3 separate regions of the Homo sapiens genome follow, and all the other regions are linked to region 3. Evidence: chromatin contacts called from ENCODE Hi-C or POLR2A ChIA-PET data. All regions are on one chromosome and are shown on one strand. The core of a region is the stretch at or near the end of the contact, and the rest is flanking DNA. Distances in the headings are between cores, read along the strand shown.

Region 1 (3,620 bases), core at 999-3,498, 190 kb after region 3:
GGGAGGCCGAGGCAGGTGGATCACCTGAGGTCAGGAGTTTGAGACCAGCCTGGCCAACACGGTGAAACCCCATCTCTACTAAAAACACAAAAATTGGCCAGGCATGGTGGTGGGCACCTGTAATCCCAGCTACTTGGGAGGCTGAGGCAGGAGAATCACTTGAACCTGGGAGGCAGAGGTTGCAGTGAGCCAAGATCGCGCCATTGCATTCCAGCCTGGGCAACAAGAGCGAAACTCTGTCTTAAAAAAAAAAAAGCCAGAAGTTATGTGAAAAGCTGAATTTAGATCAAGACACTGTGTGTGTATATATTCTTGCATGTGCATATATGAACACATATGTTTGTGTATGATGTTGGCCAAGACATGTAACCTGTATGCCTCAGTTTCTGGATCAGCAAAATTGGAATAATACCTCTGCCTTGTTGAATTGCAAAAAAGGGAAAAAAAACAGAAGTTAGAGTTTAGATTTGAAATTTTCTTCCCTTCTCATTCACCTTGCAAAAAATCCTCCAAGTTAAACAAGTTTCAAATGAATCTGGACGTAGACTAAGGCTCAGAACTACATGGACATGTTAAGTGTCAAACGCTTGGAGCCAAACTGGTCCTGGCCTAGGAAAGTCTGAGAATAACAGGTCTATACTGATGCTGTCCTGTTAAAAGTTTCAACTTGCATTTACGAGAAAGCAAAAAGAGTTGATGTGTTTTCAGGTTTACTGAAGAAGAAATTGGCATAGAGAGATTAAGTCTAATGTGAGGTCTCATGGGCACAAAGGGTCAGAACCTGGGAGAAGACCCAGGTCTCATATCATCCCCTCTCAGGTAACATGCACAGGGCTTTCAAAAGTCACGAGTCTCAAGAAATAGAAATGCTTTTACGCTATTGATGGGAATGTAAATTAGTTCCACCATTGTGGAAGACAGTGTGGTGATTCCTCAAGGATCTAGAACCAGAAATACCATTTGACCCAGCAATCCCAATACTGGGTATATATCCAAAGAAATATAAATCATTCTACTATAAAGACACATGCACATATGTTTACTGCAGCACTATTTACAATAGCAAAGACATGGAACCAACCCAAATGCCCATCAATGATAGACTGGATAAAGAAAATGTGGTACATATACACCATGGAATACTATGCAGCCATAAAAAGGAATGAGATCATGTCCTTTGCAGGGACATGATGAAGCTGGAAGCCATCACCCACAGCAAAGTAACACAGGAACAGAAACCCAAACACCACATGTTCTCACTCATAAGTGGGAGTTGAATAATGAGAACACATGGACACAGGGAGGGGAACGACATACACCAGGACCTGCTGGTGGGTGGGGGGCAAGGGAAGGGAATCTAGAGGATGAATAAATAGGTGCAGCAAACCACCATGGCACACGTATACCTATGTAACAAACATGCACGTTCTGCACATGTATCCCGGAACTTAAAGAAAAAAAAAAGTCATGAGTCTCTCAAAATTGTAGTTTCCTCAACCCTACATCTCCCACTCATCTCTGTACCTTCTCCTATTTTCCACATCAAAGATAGCACAAGCATCTTCTTTTAACACATTTTGGAGTCACCCACCAACACCAATTCCCACGAAAAGTAAGCCAAGTGTAGTTTTATGAAAATCTGTTTGGTCCTCTTTTTTTTTTCTTTTTTGGCAACAGAGTCTCACTCTGTTGCCCAGGCTGGAGTGCAGTGGTACCATCTCGGCTTACTGCAACTTCCATCTCCCGGGTTCAAGCGATTCTCCTTCCTCAGCCTCCCAAGTAGCTGGGATTACATGTGCCCGCCAACATGCCCGGCTAATTTTTTTGTATTTTTAATAGAGAGGGTGTCTCACCATGTTGGCCAAGCTGGTCTCGACCTCCTGACCTCAAGTGATCCGCCTGCCTCGGTCTCCCAAAGTGCTGAGATTACAGGCATGTGCCATCTGGTGTCTGAAGTTCAGTCCTGATTGAAGACCCTGAGTGCAGGGGCACGTGTGTCCCCATGGCTGCTGTAGGCCACACTATGGGAAAACAAAACTCGCGCTTTTACAACCAGAACTCTGGAGCTGAAAAGACCAACCCTCCCTCTCTGAGTTTGAACTAAATAGTTTGTCTCTGTAGCATAGTAAACAAAGCAGAGCAGCTCATTAGCAACAGGATCTGCAGTGGTTGGTGACTATGTGCACAGCTGATGGGCAAGTCCCGGCCATCTTTCAGGATTCATTTATGCTGGCCGCCTTGGCTTCCTCATCTTGTACATATTTGGTTTAGAGAATGCGAGGAATTTGCTAGCTGAGCAAGTTTATTCATCCTGCTTTCTAACTAGGCTCTTTCCCACTGAGGTATGTTTCTAAAATTTCCCTCAGCAGGCTTTGTTGCAAAAGCAGTGCGGGGTTCAACGGGACAGTTTAAATCTAAAACAAATCCTCCCTAAAAATGCACTGTTCTCTGTCAGGACAGAATCTGGCTCTGTCTTTGAAACAGAAGTGCCTGAACTTATTACCAAAACTTCTAGCAAAGGCTGGAAGGACATCATCCCTCTATGTGCAGACAATACATTGAAAGAGGGCAATGGGACAAAGGTTATTTTCTAAGCACTCACTGCGTGCAACATGAGATGTCATTCCATTTTACTAATGTGAGAACTGACTGTTGCAGAAGTTAAATGACTTGGACAAGTTCAATTACTAAGTGGTAGAGCAGGAATTTAAAACCGAGTCTCATGACACAAGGCAGATTGCACTATGTGTGCGTAACCCCAAGTTGACCAACTGTATAACTAAATGTCACTAAGAAAGCGTAGACTACTAAATTAGATACTAAGATATCAAGGCTTGCATCTGTAATCCTAGCTATTTGAGAGGCTGAGGCAGGAGGATTGCTTGAGGCTAGGAGTCGGAGACCAGCCTGGGCACCAAACACAGTGTGACTCTCTCTAAATAATAAATAAAATACACTAGGTAAAATAAATAAATTAGATAAAACCATTATGCATTGAGTTGGAATTTAAGAAAAATATATAAATCAAAGTCTAGATTAATGACTTACAAAAATCATAAACTAAAGTGATTTTCTAATTTGCAAACAATCCTGATAGGTTGTTTCTAATTTGCAAACAACCTATCTTAATAATTCTTTGGAAAGTTACATTGGCTAGTGATGACATGAAGAAACCTTAATTTTTCTCATATTTAATTTTCTGGTGTGCATTTCTTTTGGAAAAAAAACATTAAATGTATCATATGGAAATGAATCCAAAAGTAACAATCAGTTAATTTCAGTTCATAGGTAATGTCCAAGGCAAAAGCAAGGAGAAAAATAAAATAGAACCACTGCACCATCTAGTGACGGAACTCTTGCTTTACAAGAAAACCACCTGATGCAATTACATTTTGCCAATCAGTCCCCAGAACTTTCTGAGCCTGAAAAATATTCATAAAATTGTCCAAAAGAAGAATGCCTAGTGACAATGAATCATAGAAAATTAAGAGCAGACAGGATAGATTCCTAAGTTTCCATTTGGAAGCTAGAGGCAAACCCAATTTTTAGTCCTCAAAGAGTGGGTGCCATGGATCCTGTTTACTTTCCCCTCTGCACCCAGAAGCTTGATGTAGTATTTT
Region 2 (3,619 bases), core at 49-2,548, 170 kb after region 3:
ATACTTACCATTGCATCCCAGTGGTTTATAGTATTCAGTACAGTACCATGGGGTCCAGGTTTGCAGCCTAGGAATGATAGGGTCTACCGTATAGTGTAAGTGTGTAGTGGGCTATGCCACCTCGGTTTGTGTAACTCTGATGGTCACACAACGATGAAATAACCTAATGAAGCATTTCTCAGAAGAGATCCTCATTGTTAAGCAGCACATAACTGTGTATGTATAATAGTATGATTATATGTGTGTGTACACATATATAATGTATACATAATTTGCATAATTATGAAATAATATTCTGTACACATATATAATGTATACATAATAATTTACATAATTATGAAATAATATTCTGAGTATCATTTTATAGATATAAATGTCTACAGAATCTAAGTCTGCAAGTAGTAAGATGACGGGTGGATATATGCACATATATCTTCTAACACTTGTTTATAGGTAAGACCCATTCTTCATTGGAAGAAATAGAAACTCTTGTCATTTTTCTCACTGGTTCAGTAAAATTGCACTTGGAAACTTCAATGCAATCTTCTCTCTACTGTCCCGGCTGCAGGCCAGAACACCCAGTTTCTTCTTTTTTGCTGTGGGGCTTAAGACTCTAATGTATGCGGTTTATCTATTCTTTACTGTTGGCAATCTGTATCCCACACTCCCCTCTCCCTTATAATGAGAGCTTTGAAGGGAACAATTTTTTGTTGTTTCCTTGTTCCCCAAGTACACAAAGCAGTGACTGGCACATACTAGACACTCAAAATTAATTTTGAATGAATAAATGCATCTAGCCTCACTTCCAAAATTCAAAAACACCAGATATTTACCAGACACCAGTGAATACTTCTGATTAATGTGGACCTAAATGGAAGACTGGATTGGTATTAACATGGTACTTTCTGGAGAATAGAAAACTCAAACCCACAAACATACAATTAGGATTTGACAAAAGGGCCATCACGGGTGTCAAGAAGGATACATTTTAATGGGACAGACAGAAGAACCTGGACCATCTGGAACAACACACAGAAATGAGCCCCTGCCCACAAGCCCAAGGAATCTCTACCCTTAGACATCCTTGAAGCCAGTGCTCTGAAATGGCCAGTTTCCATCTTGTCTGTTGGTAGAAGAAAGGCTGCAAAGAGAGACTTCAGGATTTTCCCAAGCTCTCTTTTCCCAAGATTCTGTGAATTTCTCCGTCCATCTCCCAGGGGCAGGAATTCACACCACATCAAACCTCCCGACAATGCTGGCAGCGTGGCTGGTGTGAAAGAGACTCTGGACTTGGATCAAGAAGGGATGGAGTAGAGTGAGGCTGAGATCAAAAAGCAGGAAGAACAGCCTGGGGAAAGAGCTGGGGAGGAGCTGGCTCTGCTCTTTGCACTTACACCGGTTTCTACTGGACCAGCTTTAGTTCTGCAGCATTTTCCAGAAAGCCTTTTCCTGGCAACGTTGAGATTATTTCTAAAATAAACACAAACCACTTTGCATCTCTCTCCGTAGGCTGTGATGAACAGAAAGAGGCCTTGGAGAGCCGTGGGACTCAGGAGCTGGAGCCAGGCTTGAGACGGGGTCCAGAAGGAGCAAGATGGGATGCCTTTGGACTGAGACCTTAAATTCCACCCAGTTTATTACAACCATGCTCACTCCTCTACCTGCCCTGCCCCAATCGGTGCAAACTGCCTTCTCCAGTCTTGCTTCCTCTCTAATCCATAGGTTGTCTCTGTTTTAAGAAGGCAAGTGGCCAGTGAGAGCCTTAAACTACCTTAGTGTTCTCTAAATAAGATATGCCTCCATGGAGTTGTAAAAGTGGATCTTTGCATGTCACAAAATCACATATGCATGCCAGGGCCCTTTTTGCCATGGTGGGGAGTGGAGGGATGCAGTGAGACATGCTATATATTTCTTGTCTTTAAGACAACAATCTTGTTAAGAATGAAGACCAATTCTAATTGAATCCTAAATTCCTTTCCTTACCAACTGCAACAAGAGATGCCAATGCAAATCTATTTCTAGACTGAGATAGCTTCAAATTAAATTTGGAATAAAATTTCAGGAGAAGGGTCATTTCTGGCTTTCAAAGGCAAACCCAGAATCAGGCAGCCCCACTTCCTGTTAGGGTCACTTTCCCCTCTGAAAATGAATGATACATGGAGGCAGGGAGATGACAGGTGTTTAAAATTTAAACCATGTTGCCTGGGGTGGGTGCCGATCCTGGCATGCCGCCCTGGCACCCACATGATAATGAGGTGCTTGGCTGGAATCTCTGGCTGAGGGCTTTTGTTGGAAAAGGTAGCAGGCAAGCCCAAATAGCTCCCCAACAGATATAATGGCTTAATTATTACTTTAATCAGTAAGGCCGAGGTTCCTTAAAGGGCAGCTTCCTTCCCTTAGTTTTTTTCATCCCACTGGCTGCACTCACAGCTGACTGTTCTGAGCACGGTCCTGTAACGAGAGGGCACATGGCCAACTGGATCTTAAACCAGCTTTGTGCACTGTAAACAAGATGTACTCTAATTATAAAAGAGGGTAAATGGAAGAGCCCAACAGGCGGAGGAAATTGAACATGGGTACAGAGTCGGTTGACTCAGAGGTTAACTACCCATTGAAATGGAGTCTAAAATGAGAAGCGACCTTTCTTCAGCACGGTTTTCATTCCATGCTTGATCCACAAAGGAACAGATACTCCACAAGATAAAGGCACCCGTGGCTAGCGGACAGCCTTGACTTGGTTCGTTGGATTTTCACAAGCTTGCCAAAAAAAAACAAGGGGGTGGGCGAGGAGCATCTGCTTTTTACAAAGAGACTGAAATGTAAAATTAATGTTCCAGGTCTTGTTTTAGAAACATGCACCTCAGAGCAGCTAGGCTGCACTGTTTCTGTCTGAAAGGTTAGGATGGCTCATTTCAACGACCCATCCCACCCTCCCACCCTGCCCCACCTGCCTGCATTCAGCTCAGGGCAGCTTCTAAATAAGCCTCTTTGTACAAAGCCAGCGTGCCTTGCTTGCTCTGGGAAAAACTTGATAGTAGTGGCTTCCCTCCTCTCTGCCCAATCGCATTTCTGGAAAATGGATTTTCAGGTTTCAGTTTCACCCAACTCTACCCAGGGCTTGTTTTCCTGGAAGGTTCAAGTTTTCTTTGCAGATTTTTCCTGGGAGGCCTCAACTCTTTCCCCAGTCCTGATAGCTTTAAATTCTATTTTCAACCTTTGCACACGATAACCCTTTTTGTTCTCTTGGAGCCCTCATGCTGACACAATGCCCTTCCTCCTTTATAATCTGTCTGTCTTTCTATATATTTATCTCCGCAGGAATGTAGCACCAAAGAAAGAAAAGTTAGTAACAGGGTTTACTCCCTGCAGCCTAGTTGGCTGTTTATGTCTCTCTATACGAAGTATTCACCCCAGAAAGGAATGTGTACAGCTCTGGGCATCCCAGAAAACAAGCCATCCCAATGCCAGGTAACTCAGTCAAGCACAGAGGGAACTCATAACAGATATATTTTTCTTCCTTTGTTTTAGAACAAATGATGCCCGTAAGTGCTCAAATGTGAGTGGGGAAAAAGGAGGGTGTTAGAAGAAACAAAATAGTGGTGTTGCAACCGTGTTTTCT
Region 3 (3,193 bases), core at 647-3,146:
AGACACACCCAGCAGCAATACTTTGCATCCTTCGAACCAATCAAGTTGACACTCAATATTAACCATCACACTGAGTTCAGACGGCAGCTCTGCCTCTTACAAAGTGTTGAACACATCCTTTTAGCAGATCGGGCTTCAATTTCCTCATCTGAAAATGTACTTAATTCGTAATAGTACTTACCTCATAGTGTTATTTAGAGTGCTAATCAGCTAATATGTGTAAAGCAACTGGAACAATGTTTAGCAAACAGTAAGTACTATAAAAGTATTAGCTTCTGTTATTATTTGCAATTTAGCCCAGGCTGTGGAGTTTTGTACAGAGTTTTATGTACCCATTTCCCAGATCACCCCTTCCTTTGAGAATGGTTTGCTATGGTCTATGTTTGTGTTCCCTGCAAATTCCTATGTTGAAATCTTAACTCCCAGGGTGATGGCATTAGGAGAGGGGAGCTTTCCGAGGTGATTAGGTCATGAGGGCAGCATCTCCATGAATGGGATTAGTGACCTTATAAAACAGGCCTCAGGGAGCTTGTTTGCCCCTTCTACCACATGAGGACTCAGCCAGAAGGCACTATTTATGAACCAGGAAACCGACCCACATTAAACACCAGGCACTCTGTCAGCATCTTGATGTTGGACTTCCAGCCTCCAGAACTGAGAAATAAATTTCTGTTGTTTCCAAGCTTCCCAGTTTACAGTATGTTGTTATAGCAGCCCCAACAGATGAAAAAAAAAAAAAAAAAAAAAAACATGGTTACAATGCAGAACTCCATGGCGGGCTCAGGTTTGCTCTCCTCCCATCTCCCAATCCTGATATTGGGAGTCTGTTGACTCTTAGGAGGTGGGTTTGTTTATGGTTTGTCCTCCTTGTCCAGCCTACAGTTCTTTCTGCTAGTACTTTTAAGCCCTGGTTAAGTCATTGAAAAGCACCAATTACAGACTTACATAACTGTGTCAGGAGCATTTCTCTGAGGGATTTGCTCACCCCTCGGAGTCAGTTGCCCAGGGAAACAAGCTGGCGATGTCACAAGGCATCCACTTCTAGTTCTTCCTCAGTTCCCTTCTGTGGAACCTGAGTCAGAGCCTAGTCCGGCATGCTGCCTAGCCCAGCCACGTCTCATCCTATTCATGGCAGAGCGGGGACTCTCACCCTCTCCCAGCAATGTCTAAAGTCAGGTATTTTGGGGTCATGGCCATAGTAAGGATGGTCTCCTGTGCTGCTTCTTCCCTCCCAGGGCACAGAAATGCCTATGCAAATGGAGTGTCTAGGACAGCCCTGGGTTACTCTTGGTTCTCTAGGGTATAGTTACAAAAGTGAAAAAAAAAAGAAAAGAAACCATTGGAGCTGCTCCCTGGAGGATCAAAGGTTGTTGCAGACTTTCTAGAATCTCAGAGACCTCAGGAGCAAAATTACAACACACTTTTCCTTTCTACTGTTCATGCCCTAAGCACACCCATGATCTGGTTTATCAACCTGCTCCTCCTTTTCTCAAGAGATAAGGTTGCAACTTCCTTGTTATATGCAAATGAAAAGAAAAGAGACTACAGCCATGGAAGTATTTCGCTAGATTTTCCTAGTATTTCATGCTTACTTCATTTAACCATGCCCCTGCCCCAGTGCCCTAGTGAAACAGTACAATGTACAGCTCTTGCATTGCTACCTGCCCTTCTCAAAGCCCACATGTTGTATTTTATGCAAATCTACAGATTATCTATCATTATCTAAATGCAGGCATCTGAAAACCAGCAGTAATCCTGCCTCTGAAGTTTATCAGGAAAGGAGCTTAAAAGAGAACCAAATTCAGCCTGTGTTGGAACTCTCAGTCCCAGAGGGGTGTGGTTTGTAGCTCTCCGGCCTGCTGTTGGACTTAGGCTGTGACCCACAGAAGGACGCCAGAAAGTACTCAAGACATTCACGGTGCCCCGGTCAGCACTCGCCATGACGAAGACTTCTACATGCATATACCACTTCCTTGTTCTGAGCTGGTATACTTTCCTCAATTATTACATCTCACAGGAAGGAAAAGACGAGGTGAAACCCAAAATCTTGGCAAATGGTGCAAGGTGGAAATATATGACGCTGCTTAATCTGGTAAGTCCATATGTCCGTACCAGGAACCGATCCATTTCTCTAGAATATCAGTGCTGCCACACATATCATCTTTGGATTTTATTAAATACACAATTTTGTTATTTGTCTTCCTTCTTCACCGTTTTGTGAGTTTTGGGTTTTTTGTTTACTTAACAATTTGCTCTGATAAACCCAATTTGGAAATTATCTATAGTTAACATTTCTATGCTGGCTCATTGTTAAATGCTCTCTTGAAAAAAAAAATCTCATCTTGGAGCTCTTTTCAGATGAGCTCAAAGAGGGGACCATGCTAATGGTTTCACCATGGGATTAACTACAAATGCAGGAGGCATTTTGAACTTTGCTTGGGGAAGTCTGTGAAGAGAAGGCAGAGTGGCGTATGGTGTGTAGGAAGTGTAATTTCCAATGAAGGAATAATGCCATTTTACAGCACACACAGACTAACAGATTTATCTAAGAAAAGCAAACACATTTTGCCATGTTCAGCTCCCACCTCAATTTTTTATAGGTTCAGGCTCCATCTTAAAGGACAAATCACCCAACCGAATGGCAAATACACATTTTCAACTATTTAAAAACCAATCTTATGACTTACTCCTTTCTTGTCTTCCTAACCTGGCTGACTGCATTCTGATGAAGTGTGAATGAATGGGAGAAAAGCAGATTATGAAAAATACTTTGAGGAATAGCTTAAAAAAATACTTTTAAAGTTAAAAGCTAATAATGGGGAATCATTTGGGGATGTGAATTAATATTTGAGGTTTTTGACTAAAATCTTGGGTGCCACATAAACATCTGTTTTCAGAATTGTAATCCTCATTTGACAAGCGGAGAATGTATGTGGTCAGAAACTGTGACACTCTGAAATGCTAAGGACGTGGAAATGGAGAGAGTTAAAATCAAAGAGGCCCAAAGTGGCTGCTTCCTCCTCACTGGTTGGTTAGTGGCCTCTTGATTTGGGCCTGAAAAATTGGAACCCTGAACACAGCTCTAGTGTCTTTGAAAACTTCAAGGTGACTACTTGTTTCAATCATGGAATTTTATGAGAAAAACAAACAGAAACAAAACAAAAAATGTTTTTTGTATAACTAGCAGTGCCAC

The links. Hi-C counts contacts between places; a loop is a spot of excess contacts on that map. ChIA-PET counts read pairs that join two places held with the same protein, here RNA polymerase II (POLR2A). Pooled maps may share reads with other maps.
Region 1: a loop to region 3 is called in a map of mammary epithelial cell, with 3 times the contacts of the local background. The contact joins the enhancer-like site here to the promoter of ADTRP in region 3. A Hi-C loop is called at or near these places in 6 of 168 maps with a recorded cell type or tissue (IMR-90, PC-9, chondrocyte and 3 more) and 5 of 50 pooled maps.
Region 2: a loop to region 3 is called in a map of dorsolateral prefrontal cortex, with 19 times the contacts of the local background. The contact joins the enhancer-like site here to the promoter of ADTRP in region 3. A Hi-C loop is called at or near these places in 5 of 168 maps with a recorded cell type or tissue (PC-9, ascending aorta, chondrocyte and 2 more), 1 of 37 single-sample maps with no recorded cell type and 3 of 50 pooled maps. POLR2A ChIA-PET finds 5 or more read pairs at or near these places in 2 of 52 experiments (BJ and endothelial cell of umbilical vein).

The regions. Positions count from the first base shown.
Region 1 is chr6:11,585,344-11,588,963 of GRCh38, reverse strand. No RefSeq gene overlaps it. Among named protein-coding and RNA genes, the nearest start is that of TMEM170B, 49 kb to the right of the region's middle. Within about 2 kb of position 2,248, at least 2 of the 41 ENCODE cell types and tissues checked have a DNase peak (open chromatin) inside an H3K27ac peak, as active enhancers do; they include IMR-90 and endothelial cell of umbilical vein, where a contact is called at or near this core.
Region 2 is chr6:11,605,335-11,608,953 of GRCh38, reverse strand. No RefSeq gene overlaps it. Among named protein-coding and RNA genes, the nearest start is that of TMEM170B, 69 kb to the right of the region's middle. Within about 2 kb of position 1,298, at least 8 of the 41 ENCODE cell types and tissues checked have a DNase peak (open chromatin) inside an H3K27ac peak, as active enhancers do; they include dorsolateral prefrontal cortex and endothelial cell of umbilical vein, where a contact is called at or near this core.
Region 3 is chr6:11,777,506-11,780,698 of GRCh38, reverse strand. It overlaps ADTRP (androgen dependent TFPI regulating protein), which reads left to right and starts at 1,896. Exons shown (of 6, transcript NM_032744.4): 1 at 1,896-2,092. The coding sequence starts at 1,940.